Linked DNA regions of Homo sapiens: all the other regions are linked to region 1. A link is a loop called in an ENCODE intact Hi-C map of the cell type or tissue named here. Cell type or tissue: IMR-90. All regions are shown on one strand.

Region 1 (8,000 bases):
TTTAATTATAACTATCTTTTTATTAAATTTCTCATTCAGAGCTGGGTGTGGTGGTGTGTACCTATAGCCCCAGCTACCCAGGAGGTGAGAGTATTGCTTGAGTAGGGGAGTTTGAGTCCAGCTAGGGCAGCATAGTGAGACCTTGTCTCTTAAAAAAAAAAATTATAATTCAGATCATAAGCTATTTTCCTTATTTCTTTGTATTGTCTGTCTGTGTTATTTTGTATCTTATTGAGCTTCCTTGAAATCATTATTTGAAATTCTTTTTCAGACATTTCATTGATTTCCTTTTCTTTGAGATGTTAATGGGGAATGATTGCGTCTCTTTGGAGGTTTCATGTTTCCTTGCCTTTTCATTGTTTTTATGTCTCAATGTTGTTATCTGTGTATCTGGTGGAACAGTTGCTTCTTCTAGTTTTATGGATTGGCTTTTGTAGGTAAAGACTTTTTTCCTGTAGATCTATCTATAGTGTTGGCTGGTTAGAGTGCCTTCCCTTTGATTTTGGGTATGCACAGTAATTTAGTCTCTATTATTTCTTTGGCTGTAATCAATGCCAGTGGTGTCTGTGAGTTCCTCAATGGCTTAGGTTGTTGGCAGAGGCTGTGGCAAGGCTTTTCTGATGATGTAGATGCCAGGCAGGCTGGTCCTGCCGCTCTGGGTGGTGTATGTGTGCCCTTGGGTGGTGGTAGTGGGCAAGGTGTGATGGTCCTCAGGTCCCTGGGTGGTATATGCAGGTGCTGGCATTGGTGGTGGGGGGCCTGGGTGGGCTGGTCTGAAGGGAAACATTTTGTAAGTAGTTCTGAGAATAATGGAATGGACATTGAAGGGTTCTTGCTGGAAAGGAAGGAACTAATGTTCTAGAGCTTCTATGTTGTTCCATCCTCATCACATAATTCATTATTTAACTCAACACCTGTAGGTGGAAATGGTAGTATCCTAGTTGTAAAGATTGGGAAATTAATAAAGCCAAAATAACTAACTGGTCCAAAGTAATCCAGGTAGTGGTAGAAGAGTCAGGATTTGAAATGAGGTCTTCATCTCTGAAGCCTATGCCAGGCTGCCTCTATTTTCACAACATGAGGTTGACTTAGTTTATCAAATATATTAGTGAATGAAAGAGTAAACACACAGAATAAGCAAGAAACATTTGGTGTAATCAACACGTTTATATTCACAAAGTTCTTGCAATGCATTAAGTACCATGTAATACGTATTAAATGATGAACTGTCTTCTTCAAGAAGTTCTTCTCAAATAAAGAAGGCAAGGGAAACATAACCTAAATACTTATATAAATATAGCAAAAGAGAGGTGGTTTCCTTTATCTATTTGTTAGAGAAAGCTACCTAAAATATAAGGGTTCTTTTTGTATATTTTGAAGAGAGGGAATTTGCATATATATGTTAGAGAATTTTATAACAAAGATGATTAGTAAAGCCCTTATTTTGGAATATGTCAAAAATGATTTCTAGATTTAAGAAATGCATGTCATATTTGTTCTGTGAATGCATTTAAATTTGTAATTTTTTTTTAAAGACTCAAGATGTTCAGTATAGAAAAATTGAAGGGAGGAGTGAATTTTAGTGTATAAGAAAGGAAAGCAAGTTCATAATATCTGAATGCCTATAATAATAATGAGATGTTACAGAGATGTACTCAGCACTATACTTCTTTCCTGTTAACCAACAGCAATTACTAGAAAGAGTTCTGGGTTTGCTGCTGGTGAAAACAATTTTAGATTTCACTAAATGGTGCTCATGGTTGAACCAGGTGCTGTTGTCTGTGTCTTAAAGCTTCATGACCCTAAACTTCTAATGGATGAGGAGATTGAATTATACTACTTTATATGTTTATAAGAAATTTTGGTTTATGAAACATTTCTACTTCTGTGATGTCATTTAATCTTTATGATCTCCTCTGATCTTTACGACAATTCTATGAGGTAGACAGGGTACATATTTAATCCTCAGACACTTTCCCCTTTAAAATGTCTAAACAAAACACCAAGAATGTTCTAATTAAAGAAATTCTGTACTTACTGCTTCTGCCCATCTGTGTATGTGAACAATTACGTAATATTATTTAAACCTAACTTAGTGGGTTCTATACAAATAAAAATGTATATTATGATAATTGTTTTGGATTATTTAATGAGAAAAGTGTTTGTCCTGTTGTAGCCCTTTAGCAGGAAAGGTTTCTCTGGCATGGAGCCTATACATGGCTCCTGACTTGCTCTCATCACTGGTGCTAGCTCTGGTGGGTGGTTGAACTGGGAAGGTTTTCATGGCTTACAGGTAGAAATTCACAGCTCAGATGGTGGGGATTGAGATCTAACATGTAGGGACCATTTTCTTTTTATTTCCTGCCTGTCTCATTCCTTTTTTTCTTTCCTTCTCTTTTTTCTTTTTTGTTTCTACCTCTGTGTGTGTCATTCTCATGTTTCAACTTCTCTTTTTCTTCCTCTTTCTTTCTATTCCTTTTCTCTCATACTTTCTTGCTTTTCTGGCCTATTTTCAAAATACTGATTTTAATTTGAAACTAAAGTTTGTTATGTAGCTATCGCCAGATTTATTGAATAATGTTACTTTCACAGTTCTTAATGTAAAAAGCAGAGGAATCATACTACCCAGTTTTATGGCTTAGTATAGAAAGCCATAGAAGTTAATACTATGGTGTTGGTGAAGTGAAAGACATATAGATCAGTGGTACAGAATAGAGAGTCCAGAAACAGATACATATAAATATGCCAATAGATTTTTTTACAAAGATGTAAATTCTATTTAATGGGAAAAGATGAGTATTTTCAGCAAATTATGTTGGAATAATTGGGCATCCATCCATGCATGTGCCAAAATAAAAAAAGAACCTCAACATAAACCTTATACTTCATACAAATATTAGTTCAAAGTGGATCATAGATTTAAATATAAAACTACAGAACTTTTAGAAAAACAGGAGAAAAATCTTTGTTTTGGTATTAGGCAAAGAGTTTTTAGACATGACACTAAAAGCACCAAACATAAAGGAAAAATATGATAAACTGGATTTCATCAAAATGAACAATTTTTGCTCTGTGAAAGACATTGGATGAGAGGATGAGAGGACAAGCTACAGATGGGGAAAATATTTGCAAACCACATATGTGACAGTGGAGTGCTATCAAGAATATGTAAAGAGCTCATCAACTCAACAGTAAGTAAACAAGCAATCCAATTGAAAAATGAGCAAAAGACTTGAAAAGACATATCACCAAAAGTATGCAGTTAGCAGATGGGCATTTGAAAAGATGTTTGATGTAGTATACATTAGGGTGATGCAAATTAAAGCCCTAGGGAGATACAACTATGTATCTATTAGTATGTTTAAAATAAAAATACTAATGATATCTAGTGCTAGTGAGGATGCAGTCACTGGAAATCTTATACATTGCTGTTGGACACCTAGATTGTTAGTCACTTTGGAAAAGTTAGTTTCTTTTAAAGTTAATAAGTACATTGACTATATGATTCAGCATTCCTACTCCTGGGTATTTATCCTAGAGAGACAAAAACAATGTTTACACAAAAACTCGTTAAGTGAATATTTATAGATTGCCAGTAACTGGAAATAACCTAAACATTCTTCCATGGGTGAATGGATAACTATTGTACATCCATACAATGTAGCACCGCTGGGTGGCAGAAGGGTGCGACTGTAAAGGGAGAGCAGGAAGGAGCGTTTTCGGGAGTAATGGAATAGTTCTGTTTCTTGATTTTGGTGGTAGATACACAAGTGTATACATGTGTTAAACTTGATAGGGCTATACACCAAAAAAAAAAATTTTATTTTACCATATGCTAATAACTTTCTTAAGCTAGAGATTTGCAAAACCTGTATTTGTACCTCCAGTGAAAGAAACTCAAATTTAAGTTGTTTGAGGGAGGTGGCCCTTAAGTCATTTTCTGTGGCCCTGGGAAAAATTCTTTCATCACTACCCAATAGGTCTTTTGGACCCGTTTTAGATACCTCACCTTTAAATTAATGGACTACTTCCTCCCTCTAGTGGACATCTTTTGTTTTTCTAGGAAAGCACAAAACTTGTTAGTGTGATTTTATTTTTCTTTTGTTTTTACTCATTTCATCGTCATGGGTTGTTGTCCTGTGATTAGTTGGATAAGTTCTTAGCCTTACTGGGCATTGGTTTTCTCAAATATAAACTGACAGGGCAACAAAGTGATACCCTGTCTTTACAAAAAGTTAAAAGTTTAGTTAGGTGAAGTGGTGGCATGTACCATAGACCAAGCTACTCCAGAGGCTGAGTGGGGCAGATAGCTTGAGTCCCAGAGTTCAAGGGTGCAGTGAGCCATGATCATGCCACTGTACTTCAGCCTGGGTGACAGAGAGAGACCTTGTCTCATAAAAAAAAGAAAAAATAAAAAAGAAAAAAATGACAGGGAGGACTAGATCTTTAAGATCCTTTTTAGTTCTAAACTTTTATGTTTCCAGGTATGGAGTACCTATCACATGTTTTCCAATCCGTGGCAGTGAAGGATCTAAAAAGGAAATATAATGTGATTCTTTATCTGCCTGACTTTATAATCTCTTTTGAGAGAGAGAGAGAGAGAGAGAGAGAGAGAGAGAGAGTGTGTGTGTGTGTGTGTGTGTGTGTGTGTGTCTGTATGAAAAAGATTCTGCTACTTAGCAGAATCAAGACAGTATTTAATTAATTACCTAAAATAACCCATAACAAATAATCAGTTACACTGGCAGTCATTGGGTTGACATATCTATTTTGTTTGACCAGTATTGTGGTTTAGTCATCAAGTTTTTTCTATCTCCTTTTTATTTTTAAATTTTGTATATTTTGTGAAGATAATACATTTATGTGGTTCGAAATTTACAAAGTGCAAAAGGGCATATGCAATGAAAAGCCTTCCTCACATATCCCTCCCCCAGCCACTCAGTTCTCTTTCTCATAGACACTTAACATTATTAACTTCTAGCACAGTGTCTTAATACATTATGAACCGGAAAGTCTTTAGATGGGGCAAACTCACTCCAGTGGCCACATTCCCCACCATTTCCCTATAATATTATACCAGACTGTATCATGATTATGTTATCTGCCTGGCCATTGTAGGAATTGTGTCTGTGATCCAGTTGGTGTGGACTGGAGTGTTTGGAACCTTATGGAACGGGAGGGGGATGGGGAGGAGAAGGAGAAGGGGAAGGAGACGGAGGAGGAGCAGGACTTCAGCCTGGGTCGGCTAAACAGTGCAGGATCTGGATAAAAAGAAGGGATGGGAAGGAAAAGGAAAGATGGCAAGATCAAGGCTGTCAGTCAAAAACACACAAATAAGCTTCCTGGGAGAAAAGGGAGGAGGATGACCCGGCTGGAACAGAAATCTTAGGTCAGGAAATCATGAGGGATACATTTGGTGGAATTTCTTACATTTCTGACTATGGAGTAGGGTTTTATTTCAAAAGGAGAAGTTATTAAAGCGAGGCATAGTGCCATGCGCCTGTAGTCTTAGCTACTTAGGAGGCTGAAGCCAGAGGATTCCTTAAGCTCAGGATTTTTTTTTTTCATTATTATACTTTAAGTTCTAGAGTACATGTGTACAACGTGCAGGTTTGTTACATATGTATACATGTGCCGTGTTGGTGTGCTACAGGATTTTTAAGGCCAGCCTGGGGAACATAGTGAGACCCTGTCTCTTAAAGAAGAAAAAAAAAAAAAAGGCCGGGCACAGTGGCTGACGCCTGTAGTCGCAGCACTTTGGGTGGCTGAGGTGGGCAGATCACGAGGTCAGGAGATCGAGACCATCCTGGCTAACACAGTGAAATCCCGTCTTTACTAAAAATACAAAAAAATTGTAGCTGGGCGTGGTGGCAGGTGCCTGTAGTCCCAGCTACTCGGGAGGCTGAGGCAGGAGAATGGCATGAACCCAGGAAGCAGAGCTTGCAGTGAGCCGAGATTGTGCCAGTGCATTCCAGGCCTGGGCAACAGAGCAAGACTCCCTCTCAAAACAAAAAACAAAAAAACAAAAAACAAAAAAAAAAAAAAGAAAAAAGAAACAGAGAAGGCAGCTACTGTTAGTGTTTTGAGCAGTGATGGAGTCTTTGTTCTAGAACAGAGTTAATTGAATAATAGGGACAGAATAGATTGTAAGGCAGAGAAGCTGGTGAGGCGTTTAAGGTAACTGGTGAAAGCGATATTGCCTAGATGAGAATGCTAGCCGTGGGGCTGAAAAGGAAGGAAGGGCCTGTGTTTTATAGGCAAATTTCAGGCTAGACCCTGTAACTGCTCTGTATGTAGTCCGTAAGCTTTGTTTGAAGTCTGATTATTTTTGAACAAAGTTTTAAACATATTGTTCATTAATCTGAAATTGCTAGTTACATTTAGAATCTTTGTTAATGTTTAGCATCTGCTTACAGAGGCTTGGAATGTAACTGTAACTGTTTTCAAGCCAATGAACAGTTCTTCAAACATACCTGCAGTGTTTAGTGGGTGTCTAAGTCTTTGTGATGGGTTTGTTCCTAGGTAATCTCTCAAGGATTTTGGAGTCCCTGGAGCTGGGTGACTGTCTCAGAGTCTGTACCCACATCTCCCACAAAGGTCAAGAATGAATGCCCAGGTTGTTGTGGGATAATGATGAAAATATACATAGGGACAACTTGGTTGCTGCCAGGCATTTCTTTTCTATTTCTGTTTCTTGCCAAACTCCTTTTCTATTTTGTAGGAATCCTCATTTGTGTGGGTGTTGGTGGGAGGCAGGGCCCTGTGCCCTACAGTGGAAACCGACAGGGGTGAGACACTCCTGCTTCCTACCCCTGGCAGTGAGGGCTCAGGCATGTCTTCTCCTTGGTCATTTGTATGTTCCTCCTTAGGACTTTGAATCTTGAATGAGGCATGCAAAGGGGAAGGGACAGCTTAGAATCCTCCTGTGACAGACGTGGTGGACTGCAGGAGCAAGGACAGAAGTACACAGAGGCATCCAGAGCTACTGGCAGTGGCTTTAGGACCAGATTGTTCCTGGAGCATGAACTCACTTGTGCTTCCTTCTGTGTGTGCTGGGTGGCCTCCTTTTCCTCCTTTGTCTTATCCGCCACCCCCATCTTGTTTCTCCAGCTGTCCAATTGATTTTGTGTTCTATTTGGTATCTCCAAATTCCTTTATGGTTAAATCAGCCAGAATTTGTTTCTGTTCCTTACAGTTGCAACTAAGAACCCAGATGGATATAACAAGCAATGGCTGTAGAGTGAGCAAGACTGGGGCAGCTTTTTGGGCCTAGGAAATAGCACAATGACTATTATGTGTTTGTGACTGCAACAGATTATTAGGTGTATGTGAAAGCAAAGCAACAGATCATATTGATCTGTAGCAATCACACATATGGGGGATGGATTTGAGTTCAGGATCCTTTGTAGGCACTGAAGCACAGGAGCAGAGTCTACCAAGTATAAGTAGTAGGCCAGTTATATGTGGACCCAAGGTTCAAAGTTATGTATTAAGCTGATAAGTCAAACTGATTCTGGGGTTATGTTATCACTGCCATCTTTGCAAAAGAACTAGTACATGTAGGTGTGTTAAATAGAATGTTGAAATATATTGCCCTGAGTCATAAAAGGTAATTCCTGGTTATTGATAGACTTTTGTTTTATAATGTCCTTTTTTAGGCTTTTTGGTGATTAACTCATGATAATTTCAAATCCTTGGCTTATTCTTCTATCCTGATCCTTCATTTGGGGTCATAGTTCCTGCTGATTTCTTTATCCTTTTCCTTTATATTTATTTGTTTTAAACACTTGGTCTTACCAACTGGCCTTGAAATTTTTTTTTTTTTAATATCCTTACCCAGGTTTCTTTGCTGAGAATTCATGATGCCTAGTTATTATCCACTAGTGTCCTTAACCTCTTTATTCCTGAGTTTGCAATTTTTTGAATTTTTGCAATCAGACCTTGGTGGTGACCTTGAGCAGTAGGATAGAGATGACTCCCACATGCTTAGCGTTCCAATA
Region 2 (8,000 bases), 250 kb before region 1:
GTGCCATAGAAGAAGCAAGAGACTGATAAAATATTTAACAATCAGTTTGGCATGGAAACGAACTAAGCCAAGTGAATGCTAGCTATTAATAACCAGTAAGCAATGCTTTTATATAAAAAAGAGATTGGAAAGGTGATTTTAAAAGACACCAGGGCTTGCTTTTTGTCCTTACCCTTCTACCCCAGGCTCTTCTGCCTTCCCTCTTCTCTTTCCCTTTTTACCCTCCCTCCTTTATGTGTCTACTCTTTCCTCTCTCCTTGCCCATTTTCCCTTCTCTTTTCCCTCTACTCCTATGCCATTGTGTTGGGGGAAGTCCTCAAGACCATCCCCAGGTTTTATGATTTTCTAGAAGGGCTGAGAACTCAGCATTTAATTATGACTCAATTACTCATGACTGTGATTTATTACAGTGAAAAGATACAAGATAAACTCAGCAAAGGGAATAGGTGCATGGGCAAAGTGTGGAGGAAACCAGGCACAGGCTTCCAAGAATCCTTTCCTAGTGGAGTCACACAGGACACACTCTATTCCTTTAGCAACAAATTGTGACAACATATGTGAAATGTCTATCAGGGAAGCTCATTAGAGACTCAATGTTGAAGGTTTTTACTGGGTACCGTTCATAAAGGCACCCTCTATCTAGCATGTACCAAAATTCCAGACTCCCAAAAGTAGAGCAGGTATTCATCATAAAGCACATTATTTTCTCAAATAGTTTAGGCACAGTGAGCCATTCTTATCCAGTCATGGTGGGCACCCTCCTGAAATCCCAGACTGTAACCAAGAGCCAATCTTGCAAGCAGAACTTTTTAAGGGTAGCCGTCTCAGGCCTGCTATGTTAACCTATGTTTTGTACACCTTGTCTCCTGCCACTCCCCACCTCTCTTTCCCTTTATAGTATTATTGCCCTTTTCCCTTCATCTTAAACTCTCCTTCTAGTTCACAGACAATTCAGTCCTGAAGTCATTATGTTGGGCAGAGGTAAGCTTTCTCACTTAGTATGGGATTAGGTTTCCTAGAGTGGAATTTCAGAGCCTGAGCAGGTTGAGGAAGTAGTTTAATTGTGGGGACATACAAATTTAGGTGATAAGGATTTTAGAGGAGACAGAAATCAGAGCCCAAGCTGTTGGGGGAGGGGATGGTAGTGGAGATGGGAGATTGGTTACATACAGGGGATTGATAAATATATTGGTAGTAATGGGAGCCATGCTTCTTACTGGGAGCCATGCTTCTTACTGTTAGGAAGAGGGAGCTGAAGGAAAAGATGATTACCTTTATACATGTTTGAATGATACTGTTTTTACTTGTTACAAAGAGCATATATTCTGTTGTAATTTGAAAAATGATCATATGGAAAAATATTTTCAGAAAAATGGCAATTTCAATGGAAAAATATGAAAAAAAAAGTTTTGATGAAATATTGAAGTTCAGAAATGACAGAACAGCATAGTGGTCTGGGGAAAGAATGTCAAAGTTCAGGGCTGAATGTGGTGGCTCACACCTGTAATCCCAGTACTTTGGGAGGTGAAGGTGAGAGGATTGCTTGAGGCCAGGAGTTCCAAACCAGCCTGGGCAACATAGCAATACTTCATCTCTGCAAAAAAATACCAAAACTTAGCCAGGTGTGGTAACATGCAATTGTAGTCCTAGCTATTTGGGAGGCTGAGGCAAGAGGATCCCTTAAGCCCAGGAGTTTGAGGCTATAGTGAACTATGATTTTGCCATTGCACTCCAGCCTGGGTGACAGAGGAAGACCCTGTCTCTAAAAGTAAATTTAAAAAAAAATTTAATGTTAAAGTTCAAATGCGGCTCAGCCAAATATTAGCTGTGTGACCTTGGGCAAATTACTCTTCTATTAATCTTATAATCAGGAGATGCATTTAATAATAATCACCACTCCTGGGACTACCACTTATTACACTTCTTATTACTACCTATTACAATGAGTAGTAGGCTTTTTTTTTTTTTGAGACGGAGTCTTGCTTGCTTTGTCACCCAGGTTGGAGTATAGAGTGCAGTGGCATGATCTCAGCTCACTGCAACCTCCGTCCCCTGAGTTCAAGCAATTTTCTCACCTCAGCCTCCTGAGTAGCTGGGATTATAGGCATGCCCCACCACACCTGGCTAATTTTTTTGTATTTTTAGTAGAGACGGGGTTTCACCATGTTGGCCAGGCTGATCTTGAATCGCTGACCTCAAGTGATCCGGCCTCCTTGGCCTCCCAAAGTGCTGGGATTACAGGCATGAGCCACCATGCCCGGCCTGGCTTTTTATATTAGCTGTTATTGTTATTGATCAAAGTCAGATAACTCATTACTGTTTGTCTGGATATTTAAACCTAAGGCTAAATTGCAATGTATATAGATGTATTGCAATAAATGTCACCCAGGCTGGAGTGCAGTGGCGCGATCTCGGCTCACTGCAACCTCTGCCTCCTGGGTTCAAGCGATTCTCCTGCCTCAGCCTCTGGGATTACAGGCATACGCCACTAGGCCTGGCTCATTTTTTAGTTTGTTTTTGTTTTTGTTTTTAGACGGAGTCTTGCTCTTATCACCCAGGCTGGAGTGCAGTGGTGTGATCTCGGCTTACTGCAACCTCCGCCTCCCAGGTTGAAGTGATTCTCCTACCTCAGCCTCCCAAGTAGCTGGGATTACAGGCACAGGCCACCACGCCCAGCTAATTTTTGTATTTTTAGTAGAGACGGGGTTTCACCATGTTGGCCAGAATGGTCTCAATCTTGTAACCTTGTGATCCTCGGCCTCCCAAAGTCCTGGAATAACAGGCATGAGCCGCCGCACCTAGCCTAATTTTTGTATTTTTAGTAGAGACAGGGTTTAGCCATGTTGGCCAGGCTGGTCTCGAACTCCTCACCTTAGGTGATCCGCCCACCTCAGCCTCCCAGAGTGCTAGGATTACAGGCATGAGCCACTGCGCCTGGCCTGCTTGTCATTGTTGTACTATATGTAATGTCTAGAAGACAAAGGGCCATGTATATCTTCAAATCAGATACTTTATACTGCTAAAATGATTTCCAAAATGCTTATAATTACTTGTACTAATGTCAATGAATGAAAGTATCAGTTTATGCCTTTCCAGCATTGTGCATTGTTATCTTTTTAAAAAACTGATAATTTTATAGGCCAAAAATTTATAATTTGATATTTAAACTAGCATTATTTTAATCAATAATGAATTTAGAAATAATTCTGGTTAAATTAGTGTAGATGCTAATAACAGCCAACAGATTAAGAGAGATTCAAATAGTTAATATTCGCTAGATACTTACAATGTACTAGGCATTGTAATTAGCACCTTTTATATACAAACTCATTTAATCTTAATAATATGCTCACCAGGATAATGATGGTTTACAGTTATAAAATATCAGAAATGTCATTTGTCTTAGTTTGTGAGAGTACTTGTTAATTATTTGTATTGATATTTAAGTGGCTTTATTTAAATACACATAAATGTTAAGTTGAACATAGTCTCTTTTCTTTTAAGACAGGATCTCACTCTGTCACCCAGGCTGGAGTGCAATGAAGTGATTATGGCTCACTGCATCCTTGAACTCCTGGGCTCAAGCAATCCTCCTGCCTCAGTCTCCTGCATAGGAGCCCACCACCATGCCCAGCTTATTTTTATTTTATTTTTTGTAGAGATGGGGTCTCGCTATGTTGCCTGGGGTGCTTTCCAACTCCTGGTCTCAGGGAGTCTTCTCACCTCAGCCTCCCAAAGCGCTAGGATTACAGGCATGAGCCACTGCACCCAGCCCATACTCATTTTTTATTTCTGTCCGTCTTTAAGAAACATTTCAAGGAATTTTTTTAATCCTGTAATTTATGCTTTTGTCCATTAGATGTCCTCAGCTACATTTATCAGAATTTAACTTTTTTCGTACAAATTTCCGTCTTTAAATACCTTTAAAAGTTTGCATGTAATTGTTACTACTGCTGATATTTTAAACATTTATACAAGATGTCTAAAAATCTATAAATACGTTAGGATGTGTGGTAGAAGATTTAGACATTTCTTGTGATTTTTGTACCATAAGTAATCTTGGTTAAATAAGAAATTTTTAAATGTTAAATTACTTGTTAATTTCTTTCTCCCCCTTTTATTTTTAAGAGTTTTGGGACTGGAATTAAATAAAGACAGAGATGTTGAAAGAATCCACGGCGGTGGAATTAACACCCTTGACATTGAACCTGTTGAAGGGAGATAGTAAGTTTATTATACTTGTATAATCATTTTTCTTTCTAAGTGAAATGCAGTAAAACCTGCTTTTTCAAATTAATGATGTAGAAGTTTCATTAAAATTAATGAAAATCCTAAATTGTAGCATTTTTGAATCTGGCATTATTAATTTCAAGTAAATACAAAACATCGAACCTACCAAATGTTGTCAAATAAACATTTCCAAGCTACTTTAATATAAATATTTACTTATTGTTAAATTAACAAACATTGAACTTCTTTTGGATGCAGAGGGCTTTTAGGTGCTAGAATGTGTCTTTAGGTGCTATTTTAAAACATAGTTGCTACTCTCAAAAAAGTCTAATGGTAAAATAAATATAAAAAGTGAAAGACTCTTTTGAAGAATTAGATTAGAAACAAATAAGAATTATATTTGAGTTCTTCCTGGCTTTACCCTTACCTAACCTTTCGAATTATCAGTTGCCTTAGCTATACAATGGGAACAATAGTACCTACCTAACAAGCTTGTTTTGAAGATTGAGATAATATGCACAACATGATTAACGTAAGACCTGGCACGTCATAAACAGTTGCCACCACTGCTGCCACTATTAATCAAAAGCAGTATTACATATACTTTTACTCCTTTCAGCCCAGTCTCTACACAGCAGCCAAAATGCTTTGAAAAACTCAATTCTGAACATATTCTCCTACTTACAATTCGTCATAACACTGCATTACTCTTAAAAGACCGTACAAAACCTTTCATGTGGCCTACAATTAGGCCACATATAGCATTAACTAAAGGAAGCAGTTTGTGTTATGGTATGTTTCATGTGGCCTATAATTAGGCCACATATAGCATTAACTAAAGGAAACAGTTTTTGGTGTTATGGTATGTTTAGCATTTCCCCCAGAATTTTTATTTTATACTGAAATATTATTATTAATACATTAAGTCAAGTCAGAACAGATTTGATAAACTTCCACTTTTTACTTCCAGCTTCCACCATGGTCTCATCTACTAGTATATGAGAAACATCTTACTTTAGCATGTGGTTAAATCTAAAAGATGAGTAATAATTCTTTTCTTTTTCCTGACCTTTTCCAGGCTCAGTGTAACACCTTCTATTCAAGGACAGCTGGGGGGGCACTCACTTATGAAACATGCAGACATGAGCAGCAGGAGATAGCTGACTTTTGGGTTTGGATGCTGGTCAGGAAAGTAATCAATACTGTTACTCCAGCCAGCCACTTGGTGTAGTAATCAGTTGTGTGGCCTGTGATGTATGAGAAGCCAGTAGACTACCAGTTGGCAGAGTTGGTGAGAAATATGGGAAGTTACAGATTATATGTGCATGAAATATATTTGAGAAATGCAGATGAGGCATCTTTTAATACAGCACATAGAGAAAAGTCTGAAGACTCTTGCTACAGTGATTTTCCGCTTTATTGCACGGTAAAAGTCTACAACTATTTCATTGTTTGCTAAGACTTGTATTTTGCATTAACCCCTTTTGATAGCAACAAGAGATATTAAAAGGAAAGCGTACATTCTGTGGAAAACTAAAAAAATCGATGTGTATATAACTTGTTCAAAACACCTGTTAATATTTACCATCCACCATGAGAGCTGTAAAGGTGTCACTGAAAATCAGATTGGAAACCAGACAGAATACACAAATCTGGCAGAGATTTTCAAAGTAAGGTGTTATTTTACAAAAAGTATCTGAAAATTACAGTTTAACAGGTGCAACTGCAGAGGGTGCATTTGCGTATCACTCTGTGAAGCTTGAATTTTCTTTTATACCTTTTAAATTCTTCTAAGTTAATTTCATTCATCTTTAATACTAAGTTTTCTTGTCTATATAAAAACATGAAACCATATCTCTTCATACTCTATCAGCAAAAAGTATCTCATAGTTAATGTCAGTGCCATCAGATACTTCAAATAGAAAGTTAATGGAATCAGAGAAAAGCTTTTGGAAGCCATTTTAACAGAGTCAAAACATCTGACATTATTGTAAATACCATATCAATTAAGATTAAAATTTCAACTTTTAACATAATTTTGTTTTATATTGATAATACATCTGTATGGCAAGAAAAGCAACGTTTCATGAAGATTAATTACGAAGCAAAAGTGTTTTGGGAATTGGTTGTAGTATACATGTAACTCACAACTGTGTCCAAACATTTTATCAATCTAAATAAAAGTTGTAGTTGTTAAAATTTACAAATATTTCTCTATGTACACAATTAGAGTAACTGAACTACAAAATGTAATAAAGCTAATGTGGAATATTTTTTAAAATAACTAAGTAGGGCATTATTAGCAGTCTTTCTTTACTGCCCATCAATTGGATTTTTGAGCCTTCAAATAACTACTTTTAAATTAACCCTATTGTTTTATAAATTGGTATTGAATTTATCTTAAAAACAAGTCTATAAATCAATACATGCTACTAGTTCATGAACTATTTGTGACTGGGTCACAAGATAAGGATCTTGTGCTAAAACATAAATCTACTACATCATTACACACACCATTTAAAGGAGCTAAGACATGTTTGTAACAAGACATTCTCAGTGAAGAAAGACGTGTGTTTGTTTCTGGTACAAGCTCCTTATCTTGGAGAGTTAAATAGCACTGCCTCTACATTTAATTGTATTTTGTTCAAAATCAGATGAAAATCTTTCAATCAAAATACTCAGTGAATGTAGTGCCAAAAACTGTAGTTTGGGTGCCATTCTTGAAAGATGACAGGCCGGGTGCAGTGGCTCACACCTGTAATCCTAGCACTTTGGGAGGCCGAGGCGGGCGGATTACCTGAGGTCAGGAGTTCAAGACCAGCCTGGCCAACGTGGTGAAACCCCGTCTCTACTAAAAATAGAAAAAATTAGCCAGGTGCAGTGGCGCGTGCCCGTAATCCCAGCTACTCTGGAGGCTGAGGCAGGAGAATCACTTGAACCTGGGAGGCAGAGGTTGCAGTGAGCCGAGATCATGCCACTGTACTCCAGTCTGGGCTACAGAGCGAGACTTCTTCTCAGAAAAAAAGAAAGAAAGATGACAATGTCAATGCAGTTTTTAATGTTCCTCTAGTTCTCCATTAAAACACATAAAGAGACTAAAAATGGCAAATAGGAAAAACCAGATTAACACTTACAACCAAACTAGGTCATGAAGTATCCCTACAAACCCCAAACTGTGAATAAGTGGGAACAAACCACTGACAACTAAAAGATCTGTGCACTACCAGCATTTTTGCTAGAGGAGGCAGTAAAAAGCGATAAGGCATCTGATATACCTGGATAAGTCCAAAGTAACCAACAGGTTGGTTGAAAACTTAGCAAGCAAATTTGACTACAGCAGCTCAAACTGGGAGAAGATGGCATACTCTAATTGTAGATATGTTTGAGTGGCCCATGGTAAGACCAGAAGGAGCTATAGCAGTCTGGACTCTAATATCTTTCCAAAGAGCTAACCAGTCAAAGTGCGCCCCCAGTACAGAACTATATACTGAGGAAAACTGCTGGAAATAGAATCCAAATTGAGCAGTACAGAGACAATAGAAACAAAGGAAAAAGATGTCCCCGATAAAATTGGAAAGGTGAACAGAAACAGGAAATCTCTGAAAGTAAGCTTCCATATTTTGAAATCTTACCCCCCAAAAAAAATTTTTAAGGGAAGAAGAGGATGTTTTAATATATAAAATTTAAACATTATTGTAAGTCAAGCCTCCATTCTAAAAGGTTAAGAAAATTAATTTTACATAAAAATGAGCAAAGGAATAGGATTAAGG
Region 3 (8,000 bases), 1.5 Mb before region 1:
AAAGTATAGTAAATTAGGAGTTTTTATTTCTCAAAAGCGAATTCTATAAGATTGCTTTTCTACTTATTTGTCATCCCTGTTTATCTTAAGAAGAGTTATATTTTTTGGATGTAAGGTCTAAAATGCCCATGACTATGAATCTAGTGATCTTGAATGGAAGGCCATCATTTTAGGATAAACACAAAATTCTATCGATAAGCATAGCCTAATTATAAGCACAAAATCGAAGGGAAAAGATCTCTTGAGCTTTGAACTTGCAAATTTACACTTAGGAACTGGCAAACATGTGGAATGCTGTTCACCTTTCATTTTTCTAGTCTTTATATCCCCTTTATAGGCAGTAACAAATTATGTTTTCCTCTATTCATTTCCATCATCTTTTATTTCATGAAAGATAAATTTTGTGGGTTGTCAAAGGATTTACCTTACTACACAAATTACAGCAAATTCTTCCACTTTGAACCTTTACCCCACGTGAATTGACTGGAAGAGGCTCCATGTCCTGTACTGTAGTCCTCCAATTTGAATTTCAGTCTTTTTGCTACAAAAAGATGGCTATCTTTGACCTAGAACCTCAGGTTGTACTGCTACCTGAATGTGGTTCTTAGGTGCTGCTTATGTATTTATTTTTGAATATAATATAATTGTACTTCAGCACCCCTAGTCATACTCAGCTGCAGGAATGGCTGTTGTTCCTTTATTTACTCTCTGTTGAGTAGCTAAGATGGCCTGTTGAAAACAGAACAGTCCCTGTCTCTTTCTGTATCTCTGTCTGTCCTTATCTTTCTGTATCTCTTTCTATGTCTCTCACCTCCTCAACAATTCCATTCCCCATCATGGATGCAAAGAATCTCAAAGAAGAAACCAGAAGCCAGCTCTGATTTGACATTTCTCTCGAACAGTTGGTAGATAGCATGGTGTGTGTCCCAGAGATGGACATATGTTTTCCCTTTCAAGGATTTGGGATAAGAAATAATCAAAGAAGACATTCCTTCATTAAGCTGAGAAAGCAGTAGCCTGAAGCCAAATATATCTTCTGATTTTATAGATGCACAAACCTGCAAAAGCTTAATGAAAAGGAACTTAAAAGGAGAAGATTATCAAATTGCTTTTAGGCTCCCTGCTTGATTACTTTTAGGTACTGAGTACATGTGCCAATTTGTGTGACTGATTTAATGGTTTCCTTTTATGACATTGTTAATCATAATAATTATAATAACTTACATTTGTGTAGTGAGTTCAGTTTTTAAAGCATTTTTATATCCATTACCTTATTATATCTTCACAACAAACTTGGGCAGACATGCTTGCCAGAAGAACAATCATTTTGCTGGGAAGGTCATCTTCTTTGAGGGTGCAATGTCAAGAAGGGATGCATGAGGAAGATTGAGGGAGGAAGGGGACACCAAGCCAGCAGGTCAGCTGAATTCCCAGGGGCTGGGCAGATGCCACCCTGCCCCTGCCCCTCCACATCCATTGGTGGGTGGTGGGGAGTACTCAGCCTTGACTTAATTTAGTAAAACATCACTTAAGCCCCACTGAATCACTCTGCTGAACAAAGGGTCATGCCCAACAAGCCAGTCCTGGATCTGCCACGTTTCTGACCCAGTGAACAACAGTGGGTGCTTCCTTATTTCACTCACTGAGAATATTCTCTGCATCATTTTTATTATTAATTGTAAGTGCTTCCTCAGCGAGTGTTCTAGCTCTGTCAGATTTTAGCTAAGAATTTACAGCTGAATTCCTCCAGAGTCCTGCAGGTAAGGCTGATGGTGATTGGTGCAATTCCATTGTTTTTCTTTCTTGCATCCAGGAGTAATATAACCCTGAATCTCTATGTGACCTGTAATTATTAGCCATGGAACACCAAAACTCTGCTTCATCCCCATGCCTCTGTAGGTACTGCAGTACAGTACATCCCCTCTTACAAAATAGCCCTATGACATACACAGGGCAACTACTGTTATTTCTTATTTGTAAATGAGAACACTATGGTAAGAGGTTATATAACTTGTTCACATAGCCAGTTTGGTGGAACCAGGAGCAATTGTCAGATCTTCTAGCTTCCAAATTAGTTATCTTTTCTACTATACATAAAATACGATTTGGTACCCTTTTCTCTCCCCCTACCTTTGAAAGTCTTCAGAAACAGAAAATGTTCTAAGAATTTTTTTTTCCAAAAAATTTCTCCTTATTTTGCCATTTCATAAAACCATTTCAGCTGTGCTTCAAGATCATTGAGAGTCAATGTGAGTGTGTGTGTTTATTATTGGACCTTCTTCCCAGTCCATAACACCTTCTCTGAGAACTGTCTCCCATGCATAGGGATGAATCCCCATTGCCATGCCATAGCACATGAGTTTACCTTATCATGGTGTATGAGTCTGTTCTCGCGCTGCTAATAAAGACATACCAGAGACTGGGTAATTTATAAAGGAAATAGGTTGAGTTGACTCACAGTTCCACATGAGGAGGCCTCACAATCATGATGGAAGGCAAGGAGGAGCAAAGTCACATCTTACATGGCAGCAGGCAAGAGAGCATGTGCAGGGCAACTCCCCTTTACAAAACCATCAGAGCTCATGAGATGTATTCACTCTCATGAGAACAGCACGGGAAAGACCCACTCCCATGATTCAGTTATCTCCCACTGGGTCCCTCCCACGACATGTGGGAATTACGGGAGCTACAATTCAAGGTGAGATTTGGGTGGGGACACAGCCAAATTATATCACATGGTTGCTTAGAAAACAGAGGAACCTAAATAGTGTGGAGCAAATGGTCTCTCTTGGAAATTTGGAATTGGAATGAATAGTTTATTCAGTTTTATGCCATATTTGAACTGAGGACAATTAAACTCTGGGGCTGTGGCCACCATGTTTGATCATATAAACATTAAGCAGATGCTAGAGTGAGGACACAAAAGTGGAACAGTGCAAGGAGAGAGTCGAGAAACCATGTGGCGCTGGAGGATGGGGGTGAGGCAGGCAGTAAGGGCTGGTTTCTTAACTGCTTTTTAGTTCCTGACTCCAGATACACAAGCAGCCCAGCCCCTGCATAATTCCTGTCCTTTGGTTCTATGAGGCACTTCAGGATTCTTTCTGATAAATTCCTGTTTTTGCTCAAGTTAAAGAGAGTTTCTGATACTTGTCACTCAAAGACCTTCAACTTGGGTGTTCTGGAAATGACTTTCTTGAATTATTCACTCCAAACATTCCCACCATGGGCTAGGTAGAGGAAATATCCTGTGCCAGCCATGACCACAGCTGTGCACGCCCTCAGCTGCACACATCCCTGGGTGAATGTGTCCCAAGCCTCCCCAAGTATACCCATCTCGAGGCTCCTCCCTAGCCAGCCGCAGACTGTATTCCTCAGCTGTGCCCCACCTCCCTTTTTCCCTCATCCTGAAGCTCCCCATGAAGAGGGCAGCCTCCAGCCTGATACTTGGATACTTTATCCTCCAGACACTCAGCAGTCATTACCTTGTGCTGCTGCATGCCTATTTCCTTTTTCTTTTGTAGTCACTGGGTTGCTCATTGTTTGCTAATGACTAGTTGGCAGGCGGAGAGAAGTGGCAGCCAGCCTGGCCTTCAGACTGGAAAGAAGCATGTTTTCTAGAGAGTGAAAACATTACTTGGTAAGAAGCATGTTCCAGCACTGAATATTTTTCTTTCAAAGTCCTGCTGGGCTCCTTCTGTCTCCAAATGCCTGCGCTTTCCTTTGTCACTTCCTTCCACCTCCTTCCCAGATGGAGACTGGCAGGGCCACCTTATTTGGGGATAGGGCTCCTCAAAGGCAGATGTAGGTTCCAGGGTAGACTCTAATATGATCTCGGGAAAGCAAAATAATTAGGGTGGTTACATTCATAAGAAAATAATAGGCTTGCATTTGGAAACCTTTGATACCCTTTCTGATTTTTCTAGAGAAAGCCAGTAATTAGCAAGGAATATAGGCTTTCTCTGACATCTACTCAAAAACAAATCTCCTAAGCCTTTAGAATGAACTTACCCTTGTCTTGGATTGAATGTTTGTTCCAGAGAGGGACGGGACTCTTGATACCGTTTCTTATCACCTTTCTGCTTAGCTGGGGAATGGTCCACTCACTTAATTCCTCCAGAGCTCCTAAAAGCTGGGCAGCTGGGACTGGCCCTCTGAGGCCAGACCTTGTCCTGTCCCGAGGGGGAATAATGTTGCAAACTTTGACAATAATGCCGATTATTCATTTATCACTCACTATATACCAAGCAGTCTTTAAAAACTTGGTCAAAATGCCGCTCAGGTCTGCATAGTTATCTAAATGCTTCTCAGCCAGAAGAGGGCGTTGCATTCCTGATTTTTTTTTTTTTTTCCTTTTAAACTAAATAGAAAGCTCTAGGAGAACAAATGACTTTTAGATCCACGCTGTTTTCTATGCATAAATAACAACGCGACAACAAAAAGTTCATCTGTTGAAGACAAGTATTCAAAAGGAATATTAGTAAATGCAAACCAGGCAGCTGGTATAGAACACGGCTCAGGGTACGAGGGTCCAGTGGCTTTTGGTGATCATATTTCTTATGCTGCTTGCACAGGTTCGAAATGAAGTGACAAAAAAAAAAAAAAAAAAAAAAATCCAGCAAGGGCCTCTTGCTAGCGAGGAGCAGTGGGTAATATATTTGTTTGTACTATGGGTTTGCAGTTCTACTAGAAGGAACACTTGACATTTTGATGAGTGCCTCCAGGGAGAAAAGGTAGTAACTTCAGAACTTAGTTTTAATTATACTAAGGAGATTACATTATTCAAAAGCATCCCACTGGTAAGGTGCAACATTTCCTGAAACAGTTTAGTGGAAAATGCCACATTAATCAGTTCAAAATTTCACTCAGAAGGCTTAATGATGGGAAAAGTTTAAAGTACCGTGGCACAATAATGCAGAAGGAAAGAAAAAAAAGAATGTTCACTTTGAGGAAAAGGCTGAAATAGTTGTGAGTCCCTCTTGCGTCTTTCCCCATTAAAAACTGGCTGGCTGTGCTAGCAACCAAGTAGGGATCAACATGCGGGACTCCACCATTCCTGAAATACAAGGACCCCGGAAGGGCAACCCACACAAGGTGAGAAAGGAAGTACATTATGTTCGGCCCAGCTGTTCTCATCTGCCCAGCAGTTTACTTCTGTGCTACTCTTAATTGGTCCAGGTTGGTAATGTATAGCTGCTCTTTCCCTCCTCATCCAGACAGACAGAAGAGGTTTGTAAATGTATAGTATTTGACACTAAAGGGAGATGGGCAAAATGCAAATCCTGAGCAGCCTGCCTTCTTCCCATTCTTTCCCCTAACTCATATTTTAATTACCATTTTCAGCCTGCAAAAAACTTGAACGAGAATCTGGCTTGAAAGTCAGAAAGGTTTGTACTTAACAGATAGGCTCTCACCTGAAAGGTGGCCAGCACACGTGGGCATATTGAAATGCTGAAAGACTGAGTGAGGATGGAGGTGGAAATTCAATCCAGATCTTAATGTTGGTAAATATACGAATCAGCCTTATGGCTAGCCAAAATACAGAAACAAACAACTGAAAAACAACGAATCAAAACCCATTGTCTTTGTGGGGCAGTAGTCCAGCAACTCTTTGCAAACAACTGTAGAGCCATAGCGGCCTCATGGCTGAAGCCAGTATGGAGCACTGGTTAGGGGACAGAAACCATCTCTGTGTGCATGTTTGTTACAATTTTTTTGATCCAAATGTCAGTTTAATTTCTCTTTAGGTCTCACCACAATGAAGCTGAAGTCCCTTGAATTAAAAATGAAAAATCGAGACGAAAATAGCATAGCTAAATTGTCTGGAATGTATGCCATGTGACATTTCCCTGCCTTGTTTTCTTTTCTCTGTTTCTTAGTAAATGTTCTAACAGACTTTTACTACATGTGTGCTATGGGCTCCCTCCTGCTTTTATGCGTCAGAATCACCTTTGTTTTTACCTTTAAAGCTCTCTGCTTCTTCCATGATACTTTTCTTCCTCCTGCAAGTCACCTTGTTTCTTTCCCTAAAGCAGGTCCCTGTGTAGCTTTACTCTCTGCATTTCTTTCTACGTACATCCTTCTAGGCAGCTTTCTCCGTTGAAGAAGTCTAACCTTCGTGCTCTCTGAAATGATAGCTTACTGTTCCGAATTCAGGAATTCTCAGCCTTTTTGTGGTAGGATTATCACATTCTTGCCCTATTCTTATTTTGCTTCTGAGATAATAGCAAAGTGATTTAATATATATTTATTAAAAAAACAGTGAATCTGAATTTTGTTTTACGATGGGTACAGAAGCCCATGAGATTTTAACAACACCCCAGGGAAACCAATAAGTATGATTTCACCATTGAAATTACTATGTTGACATCCTGATGTCAAGGCCAATACACAACACATGTGCTTGAAGGAAATTTAAGCAGGAGTGTTCTATCTCCTAGTCAGGGGCTTCTGCCACTGTCTAGGTGGTCTTGGAAAGTCATAGCTGGAGGTTGAATGCTACTTTTTCTTTTGTTTTTGTCTCGCTCTGTCACCCAGGCTGGAGTGCAGTGGTGTGATCTTGGCTCACTGCAACCTCTGACCCCCGGGGTACAAGAGATTCTCCTGCCTCAGCCTCTTAAGGAGCTGGGGCTACAGGTTCACACCACCATGCCTGGTTAATTTTTGTATTTTTTTTTTTTTTTTCAGTAGAGACAGAGTTTTGCCCTCTTGGCCAGGCTGGTCTCAAACTCCTCGCCTCAAAAGATCTGCCCACCTCGGCCTCCCAAAGTGCTGGGATTACACACGTGAGCCACCGCGCCTGGTCGGATGTTACTATTTTATGTTATTTTATTTACTATCACACAAAATCCTTTGTCAGGTTATGGGCCAATTCTTCAAATTCAATTGAATGGCTTTGATAAGCTCCTCATTTGTCCCTTCTTGTAGCCCTGGGACCTGGACCTGATGCAGCAGCAGGGATTCTGAAACCCAGGGGGTTATCATCTACTTTCTTGTCTTGAATGTTGTTTTCTAGTTTTAGGATTCCAAGTGCTGTTCCACTCTTTAAATGTGATGGACTTCACCTCTGGATTTTTAATGGAACGAGTTTTCCAAGCATCATACCCATACTCTAGTCTTAACAAAAGGGGTGGAAGTTTAGAACATAGTATTGTAAGAAAATTAGAAAACAGAGTGCTAAACATTGAATCACCTAGGAATTGTGAGAGACAGTGGCAGGCTATCGTCAAACTGACTTGAAATATTGAGTGTTCATTAGCTGTTATAAAATTACATAATTATACTGCACACTTTGACATAGTCTTCTTTGTGGGTGTAAAGTAGTTGACTTTCATTTGACACAAAGATTCTAGTGGCAGAAAAAGGTAAAGGACACCTCATCCATCCGTACCCTATGCAGGAGAGGGCCTGGGTTTTAATTCTGTAATTGTCTTTCCCAAGTCCCTATTCCACAATTACCTTTTACGACTTTATGAATTGTTGCTGGCTTTGACATGAACTGGTGCTGGCTGCAGGCCTGACCTCCTCCTGTGCTGATAATCTCTTCTTTTATTATTTTTTCATCGCTTATGATGTGGTTTCACTATCACCATAATAATAATAATTTACTGAGGCTTGTTATCTGCCTTTTATTGGGCAGTGCCGATGTATTCCTAAAAACTGAAGCTAGGAAAGCTCTGGCCTTCTAAAGACTTCTTCCATGACTTTGGGCTTCAAAAACTTCTACTTCATTTACACTATATGTATTAACCCTGCCTGGTTCCATCTGTTGTCCTTTTATCCCTTCTTCCATATTCCAGCTTATCCTATTATTTGGTTTCTCTAGAGCCATACATCTGCCTTTTGCAAATACTCCTAGTCGTGAGTAACTGTTTCACATGATGATTAATTCAACAAAATAAAAAAATATTAGAAATGCATTTCTTTTTGTAAATTTAATCAATTTAAAATTCAGAAAATTCTACACTTATAACTTCCTTTTAAGTGTTCATTTATTATTGCAA

Evidence for each region. Peaks named below come from ENCODE experiments on the same cell type or tissue, not always from the same donor. Only the 100,000 strongest peaks of a DNase experiment are listed, where the experiment ranks them.
Region 2: it touches region 1 in a loop (14-fold over the local background); 15 of 110 quality-filtered maps call a loop at or near these places.
Region 3: it touches region 1 in a loop (17-fold over the local background); 5 of 110 quality-filtered maps call a loop at or near these places.

What each region holds. Positions count from the first base shown.
Region 1 is chr5:60,673,949-60,681,948 of GRCh38, reverse strand. The region is part of intron 2 of DEPDC1B (DEP domain containing 1B); the gene reads left to right. Among named protein-coding and RNA genes, the nearest start is that of DEPDC1B, 22 kb to the left of the region's middle. In IMR-90, CTCF peaks have their summits at 3,653 and 4,051 (motif pointing left); no DNase peak of the experiment used is centred here; H3K27ac peaks cover 497 bases.
Region 2 is chr5:60,925,088-60,933,087 of GRCh38, reverse strand. It overlaps ERCC8 (ERCC excision repair 8, CSA ubiquitin ligase complex subunit), which reads left to right. Exons shown (of 12, transcript NM_000082.4): 2 at 4,129-4,224. Among named protein-coding and RNA genes, the nearest start is that of ERCC8-AS1, 12 kb to the right of the region's middle. In IMR-90, a CTCF peak has its summit at 3,862; no DNase peak of the experiment used is centred here.
Region 3 is chr5:62,140,140-62,148,139 of GRCh38, reverse strand. It overlaps the pseudogene RN7SKP157. Among named protein-coding and RNA genes, the nearest start is that of KIF2A, 160 kb to the left of the region's middle. In IMR-90, a CTCF peak has its summit at 4,315 (motif pointing right); no DNase peak of the experiment used is centred here.